Linked DNA regions of Homo sapiens: region 1 is linked to region 2. A link is a loop called in an ENCODE intact Hi-C map of the cell type or tissue named here. Cell type or tissue: gastrocnemius medialis. All regions are shown on one strand. Links, peaks and the distances in the headings refer to the core of each region. The heading gives the core; the rest is flanking DNA.

Evidence for each region. Peaks named below come from ENCODE experiments on the same cell type or tissue, not always from the same donor. Only the 100,000 strongest peaks of a DNase experiment are listed, where the experiment ranks them.
Region 1: a loop joins it to region 2, with 6 times the contacts of the local background. A loop is called at or near these places in 8 of 110 quality-filtered maps.

What each region holds. Positions count from the first base shown.
Region 1 is chr1:117,621,747-117,624,661 of GRCh38, forward strand. TENT5C (terminal nucleotidyltransferase 5C) reads left to right here. Exons shown (of 2, transcript NM_017709.4): 2 at 1,096-2,915. The coding sequence starts at 1,123. The coding sequence ends at 2,298. Among named protein-coding and RNA genes, the nearest start is that of TENT5C, 17 kb to the left of the region's middle. In gastrocnemius medialis, for the core only: a CTCF peak has its summit at 1,120 (motif pointing right); a DNase peak (open chromatin) is centred at 1,185; H3K27ac peaks cover 2,273 bases.
Region 2 is chr1:117,753,025-117,755,939 of GRCh38, forward strand. No RefSeq gene overlaps it. Among named protein-coding and RNA genes, the nearest start is that of TENT5C, 150 kb to the left of the region's middle. In gastrocnemius medialis, for the core only: a CTCF peak has its summit at 1,242 (motif pointing left); a DNase peak (open chromatin) is centred at 1,232; H3K4me3 peaks cover 371 bases; H3K27ac peaks cover 904 bases.

The sequences.
Region 1 (2,915 bases), core at 126-2,625, 130 kb before region 2:
CTGGGTTTTACATCCATCTAGCAAATATTCGACTCGTGGCTCTACAGGCACCTTGACATTTTAATATATGAGTATTTGTTTTTATATATTAGGATTTCCAGGGATCCATTGTGTTTTATTTTTTGGTAAGTATAACATAGCTGAAAATTACTTGGGAAACTTTGTGGTCCTAGCAGATGAAGTGGTGTTTTTCTCCTAGTACTCATTGCCAACTTTATTCTCCTCGGGTAGCTTTAAGGTACTATTGTTTTCCAAGTACACTTGAAGGCGCACACTGCCCGGGGGAAGTTGGCCATGTCCTGTGTTGGGCATCCTTGCTAGGAAGAGTGGTTCCACTACATAGGTGACCTAACTTTTTGTTGACTCGAAATTTTGTCATAAAAACCACTCCTTGGTTCTACCCTAGATGACAAGTACTTGTTAGGATAGACTTCTCCTATAAATGAAAGGAACATGGGAATTTTGCTAAGGGAATATACTTTATTCTAGTAGAAGGGGATGGATTCCCACTTATTGGTGAGATTGTAGCCCAAAGTTGAGAATCCATCTACTTGTGGAGTGAAGGAAGTCGTGTGTGTGTGTGTGTGTGTGTGTGTGTGTGTGTGTCTGTGTCTGTGTGTGTTGTATATTCTGTGTATGAATGTTGTAGCCTAGACGAATGTAGACATTCTCTTTTTCACTATAAGACACCTTCAGCCTAGGTGTCAACCAGGTCGAGATGTGGTTAGGGAGCCAGAAAGCTGGAGGAGTAACTAATTCTACTGCGGTCCTATATGGTTTGCTCACATTCTGTTTTCAGAACATTTGAAACACACTCCGTTTCAGCACACTCCACCCTTACCCAGAAAAAACAAAACAAAACTATGAAATAATCTAAAGTAATAGAGAATGAGTTTGTGTGTTTTTGTCCTTCTCTGCAGTGTCACTGTTTTTTACATATTTAACTCATTGAGTCCTCATGGCAACACTGAGCAGTAAGTGCTATTTATCACCATTTTACAGGAAGATGTTCAGAGATTAAACAGTGTGAGTTCCTCGAGCTGCTTTGCCATGTAGAAGTGAATCCTAACTCTGCTTCTCACCCCTCACTTTCAGTTTCCCCAGCCAGAACATCCCCTGAAGATGGCAGAGGAGAGCAGCTGTACCAGGGATTGCATGTCCTTCAGCGTGCTCAACTGGGATCAGGTTAGCCGGCTGCATGAGGTCCTCACTGAAGTTGTACCTATCCACGGACGAGGCAACTTTCCAACCTTGGAGATAACTCTGAAGGACATCGTCCAGACCGTCCGCAGTCGGCTGGAGGAGGCAGGCATCAAAGTGCACGACGTCCGGCTGAATGGCTCCGCAGCTGGCCACGTTTTGGTCAAAGACAATGGCTTGGGCTGCAAAGACCTGGACCTAATCTTCCATGTGGCTCTTCCAACAGAGGCAGAATTTCAGCTGGTTAGAGATGTGGTTCTGTGTTCCCTTCTGAACTTCCTGCCAGAGGGTGTGAACAAGCTCAAAATCAGTCCAGTCACTCTGAAGGAGGCATATGTGCAGAAGCTAGTGAAGGTTTGCACGGACACTGACCGCTGGAGCCTGATCTCCCTCTCCAACAAGAACGGGAAGAACGTGGAGCTGAAGTTTGTCGACTCCATTCGGCGTCAGTTTGAGTTCAGTGTGGACTCTTTCCAAATCATCCTGGATTCTTTGCTTTTCTTCTATGACTGTTCCAATAATCCCATCTCTGAGCACTTCCACCCCACCGTGATTGGGGAGAGCATGTACGGGGACTTTGAGGAAGCTTTTGACCATCTGCAGAACAGACTGATCGCCACCAAGAACCCAGAAGAAATCAGAGGCGGGGGACTTCTCAAGTACAGCAACCTTCTTGTGCGGGACTTCAGGCCCACAGACCAGGAAGAAATCAAAACTCTAGAGCGCTACATGTGCTCCAGGTTCTTCATCGACTTCCCGGACATCCTTGAACAGCAGAGGAAGTTGGAGACTTACCTTCAAAACCACTTCGCTGAAGAAGAGAGAAGCAAGTACGACTACCTCATGATCCTTCGCAGGGTGGTGAACGAGAGCACCGTGTGTCTCATGGGGCATGAACGCAGGCAGACTCTGAACCTCATCTCCCTCCTGGCCTTGCGTGTGCTGGCGGAACAAAACATCATCCCCAGTGCCACCAACGTCACCTGTTACTACCAGCCGGCCCCTTACGTCAGTGATGGCAACTTCAGCAACTACTACGTTGCCCATCCTCCAGTCACCTACAGCCAGCCTTACCCTACCTGGCTGCCCTGTAACTAACCTTGAGACCTGAGGGTTTCCACAGTGGGAACCCCAATAGGGCTAGGGCTCTCAGGTAGGGGAGCCTCCTTCTAGATGTAGGCATTTGGCTTTTAAAGGGGAACTCAGCTCTGATTCTGCTTTTTTTTTTTTTTTTCCTTTGTGTACCCATTGGAATGGGTCTACAGTGTATCATGAGCCAACCCTCAAAGGACCCGTATTACAGTGCCACGTTGGAAAACGCTACAGGAAGCATGACCTATCCACATCTTTCCAAGATAGACACTAACATGTCATGTCCCAAACATTAGCACGTGGGGGTTGAGCTCTGTGCAGTAATCGAGATTGGGAGAATTTGGGCAGCGCGTGAGAAGTGCTAAGCTACTTGTTTTCTCACTTGAGCCCGGGTAGGCTGTGTTGGCCCTCACTTGGGATTCTCAGCAGTTACATGAAAGTTGTGCTGATAATCTCTTCTCTTGTACCAATTTTAGTCAGGCAGAAAATGGTAAACATGAGGGTGCTCTTGTGACTTAATTTTTGTTCAAGGGACTAAATTGCTTATGTTTATTCCCTGTCAGCGGAGTGGAGAATGTCATTCATCAATAAACCAAAGCCAATAGCTGGAGAATTGAGATCTG
Region 2 (2,915 bases), core at 209-2,708:
CCAGTTCTTCCAATTCTTATTGTGACCAGAAAAGTATACTCACAAAAGCCACCACTCCTAGTCAATAGCTACCGTATATTTCCACACTGGAGGGAATAGTATATTATCCACATGTGCCTCCACCCCAAGACCAGGGCCCAGCAGGATGAGGGGGACCTCACTGTCTCGAGAAGCCGCACCTAAACCAGTGCCCCTTCCAGAAGAGAAGAGGGTGTGAGTTCCGGGCAGGAGCCACAACCTAAGTTTCTAGCTAAGATATGCAAACAGATAAGTGTCTAGGGGAAAATTCTTATTCCTATTTTATAGGCTCACAATTCAACAAACATTTCCTGGGTTTCTTCCATGCTAGGAGTAAAGCTAAGGAATGGAGTCATAAAAGTGAATATGCCACAGTGTTTTTCCTGAAGGATCTCATAGAGAAACAAATAAGCAAGCAATCACTTTTGGCACAGTGTGGTGAGTGCAATGATTGAGATGTGTGCCGGAGGCTTCATGTGCGAGTGAACCTGGCTGGGGGTGGGGACAGAGACAGGGAAGAATTCCTGGAGAAGGGTCTGCCTGAGTTGTGTCCTGTTGGACCAGAAGGAATTAGTCAAGCACAGTGGGGAGGAAAGCATTCCAGGTACAGGGAACAGCATGTGATAAAAGAAACATGTATAAGGAAGAGCATTTGGCACTTTTCTGGAACTATAAATAGATTAGTATGCCTCGTGCCATCAGAGTGAAGAAGGGAAGAGTGGAGATGAGGCTGGAGAGGAAGGCAGCCCACTCACGATGAAGGGATTAGATTGTTGGAGTCAGCAAATGTTTTCTGTAAAGGGGCAAATAATACATATTTTAGGTTTCTTGAGTCATATCCTCTCTGTCGCAACTACTCAACTCTGCTACTATAGCACGAAAGTAACCATAGCAGATATGTAAATCAGTGAACATGTCTACATTCCAGTAAAACTTTATTTACAAAAACAGGTGTAGAGCTGGATTGGCCCGTGGGCTGTAGTCTGCAGACTCCTGCTGTAAATCACAATTATCCAGAAACAAGCTAACCAACTCATTCCATTTGGCCCAGGACTTCTCCAGTTTTAGCACTGAAAGCCCCAAGTCCTGGAAAACACCTCAGTCCCAGGTACACTGGGACAGTTGGTCGCCTAGGAAGCTTGTTAAAAATGCGAATTCCTGAGCGGACTCCTGGCTCAATTAATCAAAATCCACTGGAGTCGGGAGAGCTACAGGTGATGGGGCGCCATCTATGGGCAAGAGAGTGATAAAATCAGATTTGTACCTCAAGTGGTTTGCTCTCGAGGAAGGAACACATTCCCCAATATCCCTACTCTTGATGGCAGGAGAAAATGGTCAATGTGTCTCTTTAAGAGGATAGAGTCAGCTGGCTAGCAGCACCGGGGCTGAGGCTGGGCATTAACTGGTTTGTGCAAATGGTTTTTCTCTAAGTAATCACTGTCCACTAAGGATAGAGGAGAGTCCACAGAATCCAACGGTCAGGGCCCTTGGATAGACCATAGGAGGGGAGAAACCAGAAGAGCCTCTCTCTGTGTTCCCCTAGAGCCAGAGCTCATCATGCCAGTGGGAGCCTCACTGTTTGTCTAGAGCAGCTGCACCGAAACCAGTGCCCCTTCCAGAAGTGAAGAGGGGAGTGAGTCCTGGACTAGAGTTGCAAGCCACATTTCCAGCTAAGGTACATGGACAGATAAAGAAAAATAAACAGAGGGGAAGATAAACTTTTGGCCCCAGATGTCCATTTTTGGAAGGTTTTCATGGTCAGCTCTTATCAGCAATAGCTCTAAAAAGCCAGGTCTGAAATTTTCCTTTCTGAAGCAACAGGTGTTTTATTTCTGTTCAGAAATGGCAACTGTTTGGCTTGGGCAAACAAAGAGTTTGCACTAAAAGGACTAATAGTACTCTCTTTACTTTTCTTAATCAGCCCCTTTTGAATTTAACTTCACAGCCATGGCGAATTTTCCACTTTAATTACAAATAGTGCTTCCTATCTTCTGGACTGCTCCTTTCTAAAACAGGTGGCTCTTATTCTAAGAACGTTGATATATGAAAGCCTATGCTCACATTGCAGATAATTTGAATTACATAAAAATTCTTAACATCTGAAATAGGTTCTCTCTTATACATTGCAGAGCTTGTTTGTGGACCATTAAGCCCATTAACAATTTGGCCAGCATTCTCTAGCTATTGCCAAATGAAGAACAATCAGAGATGAAGATAAAATATATTTTAAGTCAATGGAAAAATAAGTAGCTTTTTTTCTGGTATTAGGCAGCAGAGCTTGGTGGTTAAATGAAATGGCTCTTGAGTCAAACTGCCTCAGTTGGAATCCTTGATTTACTTCTCACTTGATGTGTGACTTTGGGCACATTAATTCATTTCTCCAAGCTTAATTTTCCTCGTCTGTGAAATAGGAATACTAGTAATACTTCCCTATTGGGTTGTCACGTAGATTAAATAAGGTAATACATGTAAAGTATGTAGCACAGAAAGCATATAATAAATGTTAGTTGTTAATATTACTCATATTAGGCAAATCATTTTACCTGTACGGGCTATGCTTTCTCATTAATGAAATGACAGAGTTGACCTCTAAAGTCTGTTAGTTACCAATTCTCCAGTTCATGTAGAAAAATAAAAAAGGCAGAGAAGAGCTATGTGGATACAGAAACATCACTCCCCAGGACAGCCCTATGAAAAGTGGCCTGGGGCAGGGGGTGGGGAGGGGGGGGCACCGACTGACACAGGGATAGAATATTTATTTGATAATAAAGTGAGGCGAAAACAGGAGAGATGTTGTGGGAATAGTCTATATGCTGCCTAGACAGAAAGAAGGACATAGATGATATTTTCCTGGTCTATACACAGAAGCTCGCTCCAAAGCTAAGACACTGGACATG